Linked DNA regions of Homo sapiens: region 2 is linked to region 1. Evidence: chromatin contacts called from ENCODE Hi-C or POLR2A ChIA-PET data. All regions are on one chromosome and are shown on one strand. Each heading gives the region's core, a stretch centred on a gene start or an enhancer-like site at or near the end of the contact. The rest is flanking DNA. Distances are from core to core; before and after follow the strand shown. Region 1 holds the start of MCM7 (minichromosome maintenance complex component 7). Region 2 holds the start of PCOLCE-AS1 (PCOLCE antisense RNA 1).

What was found. A loop is a pair of places that touch in the nucleus more often than their neighbours do. ChIA-PET counts read pairs that join two places held with the same protein, here RNA polymerase II (POLR2A). Pooled maps may share reads with other maps.
Region 2: a loop to region 1 is called in a pooled map, with 3 times the contacts of the local background. The contact joins the promoter of PCOLCE-AS1 here to the promoter of MCM7 in region 1. A Hi-C loop is called at or near these places in 10 of 50 pooled maps. POLR2A ChIA-PET finds 5 or more read pairs at or near these places in 4 of 52 experiments (B cell, OCI-LY7, WTC11 and 1 more).

Annotation. Positions count from the first base shown.
Region 1 is chr7:100,099,690-100,104,052 of GRCh38, reverse strand. It overlaps MCM7 (minichromosome maintenance complex component 7), which reads left to right and starts at 2,656. Exons shown (of 15, transcript NM_005916.5): 1 at 2,656-2,789; 2 at 3,960-4,039; 3 at 4,300-4,363. The coding sequence starts at 2,759. AP4M1 (adaptor related protein complex 4 subunit mu 1) reads right to left here and starts at 2,410. Exons shown (of 15, transcript NM_004722.4): 1 at 2,281-2,410; 2 at 2,085-2,173; 3 at 1,272-1,378; 4 at 1,093-1,189; 5 at 534-644; 6 at 361-441. The coding sequence starts at 2,338. RefSeq lists enhancers at 2,332-2,381, 2,404-2,956, 3,302-3,461 and a silencer at 3,092-3,191.
Region 2 is chr7:100,601,264-100,605,787 of GRCh38, reverse strand. It overlaps PCOLCE-AS1 (PCOLCE antisense RNA 1), which reads left to right and starts at 1,750. Exons shown (of 9, transcript NR_038910.1): 1 at 1,750-1,950; 2 at 2,622-3,448; 3 at 4,105-4,168. PCOLCE (procollagen C-endopeptidase enhancer) reads right to left here and starts at 3,425. Exons shown (of 9, transcript NM_002593.4): 1 at 3,237-3,425; 2 at 2,250-2,358; 3 at 1,571-1,829; 4 at 573-697; 5 at 1-112. The coding sequence starts at 3,331. RefSeq lists enhancers at 1-8, 19-88, 1,524-2,316 and silencers at 807-956, 1,137-1,516.

The DNA of each region.
Region 1 (4,363 bases), core at 1,407-3,906:
AGCCTATGTTCTGAAATGGACAGACAGGGAGAAAGAACAGGACAGTCAAAGCTACAGCTCTAGGGTGAGGACATGGGTGATGGAAGGGATCATCTCCCACCTCCACCCACATCTGGGGGGGTGGGAGATGTGCCAAGATCTTTTTCTTTTTTTTTTTTTTTTTTTGCATTTTTAGTAGAGACAGGTTTTCACCATGTTGGCCAGGCTGCTCTGAAACTCCTGGCATCAGGTGATCTGCCCACCTCGGCCTCCCAAAGTGCTGGGACTACAGGCGTGAGCCGCTGTGCCCGACCTAAGATCTTGGACTCCCGGATCCCAGAGCAAAACCAGAGCGTCTGACCCCATGGATCCTTCCCTCACCTGGTCAGAGCGACTGGACAGGACGGGGCGGCTGGCTGCACTGCTGGGGGCCACTTTGCTCTGTTGTGTCTCAGCCCCAAACTGTAAAGCATCCAAAGCAATCAATCATCAGGTCTGACAACCCCAGCCAACCCCTCTTCTCTTTCCTCACCCTCCTCTTTCCCTCTACTGACCAAGCCAACGCTGCTGAGGTCAAAGAGGCTGAAGGGCTTGCTGACCACAGCTTCCGTCTGGATGAAATTCCTCAGCATCTCCGTGGATGTGGTCTGTACATAGCCATAGTCCTAGTGGTAAAGGAAGGACAGTCTGAGTGATCAGTGGAGGGAAGGGGTAAAGAGGGGGAGTGGGGCCAGGCATGGTGACTCACTCCTGTACTCTCAGCGCTTTGGAAGGCCGAGACGTAGGAGAATGGCTTGAGGCCATGAGTTCAAGACCAGCCTGGGCAACACAGTGAGACTCTAGTCTCTACAAAAAATAAACAATTAGCTAGGCACAGGGGAGGCTGGGGCAGGAGGACGGCTTGAGCCCAGGAGTTCCAGGCTGCAGTGAGCTATAACTGCACCACTGCAGTCCAGCCTGGGCAACAGAGCAAGACCCTGTCTCTAAAAGCAAAAAAAAAAAAAAAAAAAAAGGTAGACTTGGCCTCCTAACCACGGCATCCCACAGTAGAAGAGCAGATGTATCTTCAGGGGAATTGGGTAGGGGCCACAGAAGGGGATTGTTGATTCTCACCAGCACTTCATCCAGGAGTTCGTATACCAGAGCCACATTGCGGGAGATGGTCCCCTCGCCCAGGGAGCCACAGTAATCGCCCAGAAGGGTGGCCAACCTGAGGAAACACTTGGAGCGTGTATTTTCTCCTCCTCTCAGACCCCTCCTAGCTACCAGGTGCCCAGCCCAACCCTCCTCACCTGGAGAGCAGTTCTAGGAGGCTGAAGGGAGAAACGTTTTCTGAAGTTGTGACCACCAAATAGAGGCCGCTGTGTCTGATGTGAATGAAATGACGGCCATGGTGATGCTGAGACACAGGCAGGGAGAAGAGAGGCGTTAAAAAAAGGGAGGTGGAGTGATCAGAACCCAGGAGACCTGAGCTCGGATCCCGATGCCTCTTACTAGTCACAACAGCAGTGCCTTTGGGAGATACATGACATATGCCTGGGCCCAGCTTCCCAATGTGGAAAGGGGGTTAATTACACTAACTACCCCGAGTTGCTGAGGATGGAGTCACGCAGGGAGCTGGGCCTGGTGTGTTGCTGGCGCCCATTGACTCTTTTTTTTTTTTTCCCCACCCCCACCTACCCCGAGAGGGAGTCTCGCTCTGTCTCCCAGGCTGGAGTGCGGTGTCCGGATCTCGGCTCACTGCAACCTCTGCCTCTTGGATTCAAGCGATTCTCAAGCCTCAGCTTCCCGAGTAGATGGGATTACAGGCGCCCGCCACCACGCCCAGCTATGTTTTTTTTTTTTTTGTATTTTTAGTAGAGGCGGAGTTTCACCATGTTGGCCAGGCTGATTTCGAACTCCTGACCTCAGGTGATCCGCCCGCCTCGGTCTCCCAAAGTGCTGGGATTACAGGCGTGAGCCACCGCGCCGGGCCTCACGTTAGCTTTATTTGGCGGAATGCACCCCCCAAGTGGAATCTACCAATGAACCAGTCCTGGGAGGGAGCTGGCGCCCACCCGGCCCGACGGGACCCCGCTCCTCACCCGCCTCCCGCCACTGGTTACCATGACAACCGGGGACTCGTCTCCTGGCAGTCCCGTCAGCTTCCGGTAGAAGAGCTCGGCCACATCCCGGCCGCCACTGTCCCCGCGGACTGGCGGGTGGAAGGACTCAGTGAAGGATCCTGCGACACAGGCTGGCCCTGGGCGCCCCTCCCGCCCGGCCCCTCCGCCCCTTCCCAGCCCCAAGGGTCTAGGATACAGTCTTTGTAGATGAGCGGGTCCCCCTTGGAGGACAGAATGAAGAATTGGGAAATCATGGCCGTTCTGGAGAGTAGACAAGAAGACGGCGAAAGTCGGGCCTGCCCCGCCCTGCGGCCCCGGAACAAAAGAACGCGTGTGCGCTGGCCCTTTAAGAGCGATTCTCCTCCGCCCGCGCCAGCTCGGACCGCGGGAAACCCGGCGCCTGCACTACCCCGCCCGGAGATTCCCTTCCGACGCCCGCACCGCCTCCCCGTCACTCATTCTAGGCCCGCACGGTGATTGGCTTGCGGCTAGCGGGAGGTGAAGAAGGCCGCCTTGTCCGATTGGCCCGCACGCAGTGGCGCCGGTCACGTGGGGGGCGACGTTTCGCGCCAATTTCGGTTGGCCGGCCACAGTCCACCGCGCGGAGATTCTCAGCTTCCCCAGGAGCAAGACCTCTGAGCCCGCCAAGCGCGGCCGCACGGCCCTCGGCAGCGATGGCACTGAAGGACTACGCGCTAGAGAAGGGTACGGGTCTACGAGCCCGGGAGGGCGTCCTGCGCGGGGAGCCTCCCGGGGAACACCTGTTGGTGTGAGCTGGGGTCTTGGGGGACCGGGGTCGGCGGGTTCTGGGGTGCGCGAGGCCAGAGGCAGGGTCGAGCTGCGGCCTGGCTAAGGCCCACGGGGCCTGGGAAGCGTGCGGGGGGCCATCGATGTTGAAGAAAAGCTAGTAATCCCACCTGGTAAAGGTGTTAGGGTCGTGGGGTTGGGGGCTTGGGGGCGCGCTAACCCGGCTGGGGGCTGCACAGGGAAAAGTCGCGCCCAGGACCTCAGGAGAGTCTTAAGGGCTCTGGGCTCCCGTGCCCGCTTTCCTTCGCGCTTTTGGGCATTCCCAGGTTCCCGCGCCCTCCCCAGGCGCGCGTAGGCCCCGGGGGCGGGCAGGCCGGGGCCGCTGCGCGCCGGGATTGGCCGTTTGAGGCCGCCCTCCGAGCGGAAGTGGAGCCGGGCGGAAGTGGCGCGAGGAGGCTGGAGGGAGTGTCGTGTAAACAGTGTCCTTCCGCGCGGCGGCCGCGGAGAGAGCTGCGGCCCGGGGGGGCGTGCCTGGGATCCGGAGCTTCGCTCGGGCCCGGGAAAGGCGGCAGTGGGCTGGGATCGCGGTGTCTCTGGGTGTGATGGCCAATGGCTGGACTGGCTCCCGCCCTGGGCGGAGGAATCCCGAGCTGTGAAGCGGCTGGAATCCGGGCCCATGTGCTTCTTTGTTTACTAAGAGCGGAAGCGATGGCGGGAGCGGGGGTGGGGTGCGGTGGCGGGGTGCGGTGGCGGAGGTCCCGGTGAAATCAGGGGCTAAGGGGACCCAAAGAAGGCGGGGGATCATAGGGGTGGAAAGAAAGCTGAGAACCTTGAGACCGGAGTGTGAGGGGCCAACGGGGAAGGGCGCTAGAATTTTAAACTAAAGTAGGGACCGGAATTCCCCTGGGGAGATGTTGGATGGCCCTGTGCACTGCCACGGGCTCTTTATTCTTCGCTGGTTAGAAACAGACTTGTGAAAAAGAGTTATGCCCACTTTGGGGAGACTTCGGTAGGTTTATTTAAATGCTCATATTATTAATTAGTTCATAGGTCGTGTTTTAAGCGAAAATGGGTATCTAAGATTTGTCTTAAAGTTTGTGTCTTACGGTTTTACATTTCATGTTACAGAAAAGGTTAAGAAGTTCTTACAAGAGTTCTACCAGGATGATGAACTCGGGAAGAAGCAGTTCAAGTATGGGAACCAGTTGGTAAGTCTAAGATTGGGTAAAGGGAATGGGGAGCGGGGTGCTTAAGGAGCCATAAGCAGCAGCTTGGCTTGTTTTATTAAAGACATAACAATTAGAGGGTTTGAGGGCTGAAAAGCGAGTATCGCTCTGTGTGGCGCTGCGTTCTCCCCTGTGGATGCCCAGAGCCTGTGCTGAGTTCTCAGTGATGCATTTTCACATATGAACACTGGTGAGCAAAGTGAATGTGGCTCTGAGGTGTTTCTGTCTCTTCCCCACTTGAGGTTCGGCTGGCTCATCGGGAACAGGTGGCTCTGTATGTGGACCTGGACGACGTAGCCGAGGATG
Region 2 (4,524 bases), core at 501-3,000, 500 kb before region 1:
TCCCCAGCCTCCGGGAGTCGTCGCTCACGGCTCCGTTGAACACGCTGACCGAGTCATAGCGGCAGTAGGTGTCCGGCTCCAGGTCAAACTTCTCGAAGGTCAGCGCGATGACCTGGCGGCGGGCGGAGGCGGGGACTGCGCGGCGGGACACCCCTGGGCGCCTGCACCTCATCTCCTACTGGGTGCCTGCAGCAGCTCCCACTCCCACCTCCCGCGTCCTCTGGGCCCCCCTCCTGAAGGCGTTCACACCACAGCACGGAGGACCACACACACCCATGGGACCCTGCAGGGGTGTCGGTCGTCGTGGTTGGCAAGGTCAAGTCCTGGCGCACTCACAAGTGACAGGCCCGCGTGTTATACCAGGACCCTGTACCTCGCTCTCCTGAGACTTGTCTCAGTTGTAATTTTTACATTTTTGTTTGCGTGCATGCAGGGGTTGGGGCTGTTTTGGGTGCCCACCAGCGCAAGCGCAGTGCTCGGGACACAGCAGATCTTCAATAAATCTCTGCTGGCTGCAAGCTGGAGGGCGCCGCCTGGGTCCCCTAGGGCAGCCCGGGGAGGAGGGTCGGTACCTGGTCCGGGGGCGCGATGATGTGCCAGGAACAGCTGATGCCCGGGGGGTAATCGGACTCGGGCCAGTTGGGCGTGGTCAGGGTTCCCTGGGCCTTCTCCAGCCGCCCCCCGCAAAATTGGTGCTCTGGGGAGGGGAGAGAGGAGCGGGGGTGGGGGGCGGTGGAGACCCTCGGTCAGCTTCAGGAGAACTCTAGGCTGGGAGCCCCGGCAGGCAGCTCGGATGTCTGGGGCTCAGGATGAGGGGACGAGAAGAAGGGGAGGTAAGATGGGGGCAGGTTAACAGAGAGCGGCCGGGAGGAGCGCGGCTCGGGGAAGTCTGGGGCCGCAGGGCGCACTGGCGGGCGGTGGAAGCGGGAGGAGGAACTGGCTGGACGCCCCCTTCTGGCCCCTCCCCGACCCGCGGCCGCACCGCGCCTCTTCCCCTAGGAGATCCCATCTCCCCGGCCCTGCAGCAGAGTCCCCTTTCAGGCTGGAGAGGGTGTCCTCGACTTGGGGCACAGCCCCCGAGGACCCCTTTAGGGAGGTCCCCGCCTGAAACATTGCAAGGGAGACTTCTGCCGCCAGGAGGGGGTGATGGGACCGCAATCGGGAGCCCAGGGCTGGGTGTAGGGGCCCCCCGGGGTTGGAGGAACCTAGTCCCCCCAGCCCTGGGGTGCCCCCTCGCGCCCGACGGAGGGAGCCCGATTGCGGACGGGGGCCGGCAGTTACTCACCGTCCCAGTAACCCCAGGCCGCCCATTCCACCCGCGGGTCGGTGACCCATTTCCGCCTCGCGCCTGGGGGGGGCCCTGGAAGAGGGATGGGTGGGTGCGGGAGGAGGGGAGAGAAGACGGGGAGGAGGGACTGAAGGGGCGGTTAGTGAGGAAAATGGGTCAGGGAGGTAGGGGGCCCTAGGCACTGGGGCGCGGGGTGGGCGGGGCGGAGGTTAGGGCTGGGGGCGGGGCTGCGGCCGGGGCGGGGCCTGGAGGGGGGGAAGGCGGAGGTGAGGGAGTTCTCACCAGTGCCCGAGGTGGCCCGCCCGCTGTACCAGAGCAGGAAGCCTCGTCCTCCTGTGCCCTCATCCGTCGTCATCCTCAGGGTCACCTGGTTGCCGGGGGCGACTAGGGGCGCAGGCCGGAAGGTCCCACAAAAGCGTCCGAGCCGCTGGCCGGAAGTCCCAGACCCAGCGAAGACCTCCAGAGCATCGTAGCGGCAGGCGGGGTGCAGCTCCAGGTCGAAGACTCGGAATGAGAGGGACACAGTCTGGCCCTCGGGGACCTGATAGCGGGGACAGAGGCGGGGACCCACAGAGTCAGGCCCCACACAACCCAGCCAGAGGGCAGCTCCCCTGCCCCAAGCGTTTCTTGCAGAAACGGACTGAATGGGAAGGGGCCTCCATGTGAGTGCAGAGCAGAGGGCCTGGTCTCTGCAGCTCTGCTGGTAGCCTGTGCAGGGGACAAGAGCTGAGGCTTTGGAAGAGGAGGGAGGGCCGGGGACTGGAGAATGAAGATTTGAGGGAAGGGTTAAGATGATGCGTGTTACGGTGGGAATGATGCCTTCAGTGACAGAGGGAAGACACTTGGAGCTGCCCCAGGTTGAGAAGGTGGTGCGGGGGGGACGGGGGGGGGGTCCCTTCGCAGTCAGGCCTTTTTGCCTCTGAGACTTTAACAAGGGGTAGTGCCCAGAGGGGTTTCTCACCGTTATGGTCCAGATGCACTCCTTATTAGGGGGGTAGAGGTTGGGGAACCCCTCACTTGCCACGTAACCTGATTCCCCCTTCACATCCCCTCCGCACAGGAACACGGGTCTGGAGAACAGAAAAGGGGTCAGGAAAGAGCAGGGACGGGTGGGACGGGGGAGCACTGGCAAGATGGGGATGAGGTGATGAGGATGAAACTCCAAGGAGGGAAGCTGGGGGATGAAATGGAAAGGCCTTGAGAGACCTGGGGCAGCTTCCACCAGCCAGGACAGGGCTGGGGTGTCCCAGACTCCCACAAAGATAAGGGAAAAGTGGGCCTGGCAACTCGACCATCCCTCCAACCCCAAGAGTCCCCACCCCCACCCCAACAGGAATTCCCGGAATCCTCCTCGGCCCCCCTTCCAGACTCCCGCCTCACTCTGCCTGGCAGTCCAGGGACAGGAGCCGCCTAACTACTTCCAGATGTGGACACAGCCACGAGGCGGTGGGGGGGAGGGGGTGGAGAGATGGAGGGAGCTGCAGTGGCGATGGCCCTCTGATTGAACCTGGAGGCCAGGCTCCGCGAGCTCCACACCTTAGCCCTGCCCCTGTTCCAAACTACTTCAGATTCTGACTCCCAAGTCTCCACTCACTGCCCCCTCCTCCCCCTACAATCCCTCTCGAATTCCTTCCTGGAATCCAGCTACCAGGCAAGTTCAGGAGCTTGGCTCTCTCTTGGGTTCTATGGGGGGTCAAGGATCTGGGTGGGTGGGGAGACTTAAGAGACCAGAGGACGAAGGTGGGGGAATGGGAGCAGTGGTGGCCTGCAGGAGACCAAGGTCTTGCAGCAGATGGGGAGGATTTGGGGGCCAGAGAAGGGTGAGGCGGTGGGGAATCTGGGGAGTGGTGTGTCAGCAAGGGAACCCAAAATATCTCCAGGCATAACCCCAAAGGAATCGGGGGTCTGAAGTTCACTGGAGCTGTCTGGAAGATGCCAAGAGACCTACCTGGTGTAGTTGGGGGTCTGGCCCTGGGCAAAAGGCAGCAGGGCGCAGGCAGTGAGGAGGGGCCCCAGGAGGGAGGCTGTGGCTGCAGGCAGCATGGCCCCGGGGGAAAGGCGCTGGGGTCCTCAAGACAGAGGCAGCAGCTGAATTTTGCAGAGCAGCAGCAGCGGTGGCGGCAGCAGCAGGATAATCAGCGCCAGATGGGGCAGCCTTGGGTGTGTGGGCGTGGGGACTGGCCAGTGGGGCGGGCAATGGGGAAGGCGGGACAGTGGCGTGTCCTGGGACCTCTCTAGGTCTAGGACACATAAATGTTGACCTTAGGAGGGGGAGGAGCAGTGAGGGGCAGAGGCCGTCTCCCAGGCCTCAAGTAACGTCATCGGGAACCCCACTCTGTCCAGTGAGGGAGTATCTCCGGGAACTTCTGAGGACTCCCTAGCCCCCATCCTCCCCCCGCCCCTGCTTCCTCAGCTCAGGAGCCCTCATTGCTCACCCCCTGCCTGACCACCCCTGCCAGCTCATTTTCCACTTCAATTTCTTTTTTTTTTTTTTTTTTTTTTTGAGACAGAGTCTCATTCTGTGACCCAGGCTGGAGTGCAGTGGCGCGATCTCTGCTCACTGCAACCTCCGCCTCCCGGGTTCAAGCAATTCTTGTGCCTTAGCCTCCCGAGTAGCTGGGACTGCAGGTGCATGCCTCCACACCTGGCTAATTTTTGTATTTTTAGTAGAGGCAGGGTTTCAGCATGCTGTCCAGGCTGGTCTCAAATTCCTAGCCTCAGGTGATCCGCCCACCTCGGACTCCCAAAGTGCTGGGATTATAGGCGTAGCCACCACACCTGGCCTCCACTTCACATCTCCATTGCCTTCTCTCCAGACCTGGGCCAGACTAGGCCAAGGAGAAGGAATTCTCACCCATGACCTCTTCCAACTACTTGAAGGTACAGGAAGCAAGGCAGGAGGCATGGGGTGTGGATGAAGGGAGTGTCCTTGTTACTCAGGAAGAGGTGGAAGGAGTAGAAAATAGAGCCCAAACCTGGGAGGTAAACAGAAGGGAGAGAGGAGGGGGGCTGGCTTCAGGCCGAAGGGAGATGGGTGGGAAGCTTTCGGGGGTCAGGAGGAACAGGCTGCCTCAGGATGGGGACAAGTCTAGTGGGCAGGGGATCCCAGTGGGGTAGCCAAGAGCATCTGTGCATAGAGTTGTTCCAGAAGGTAGGGCCAGAACTTCCCAGTCCAAACGACCAGGTGTGCTCTTGGGAGCAGGGAGTGGACAACAATGTGAAGGGTTCAGGCAGCA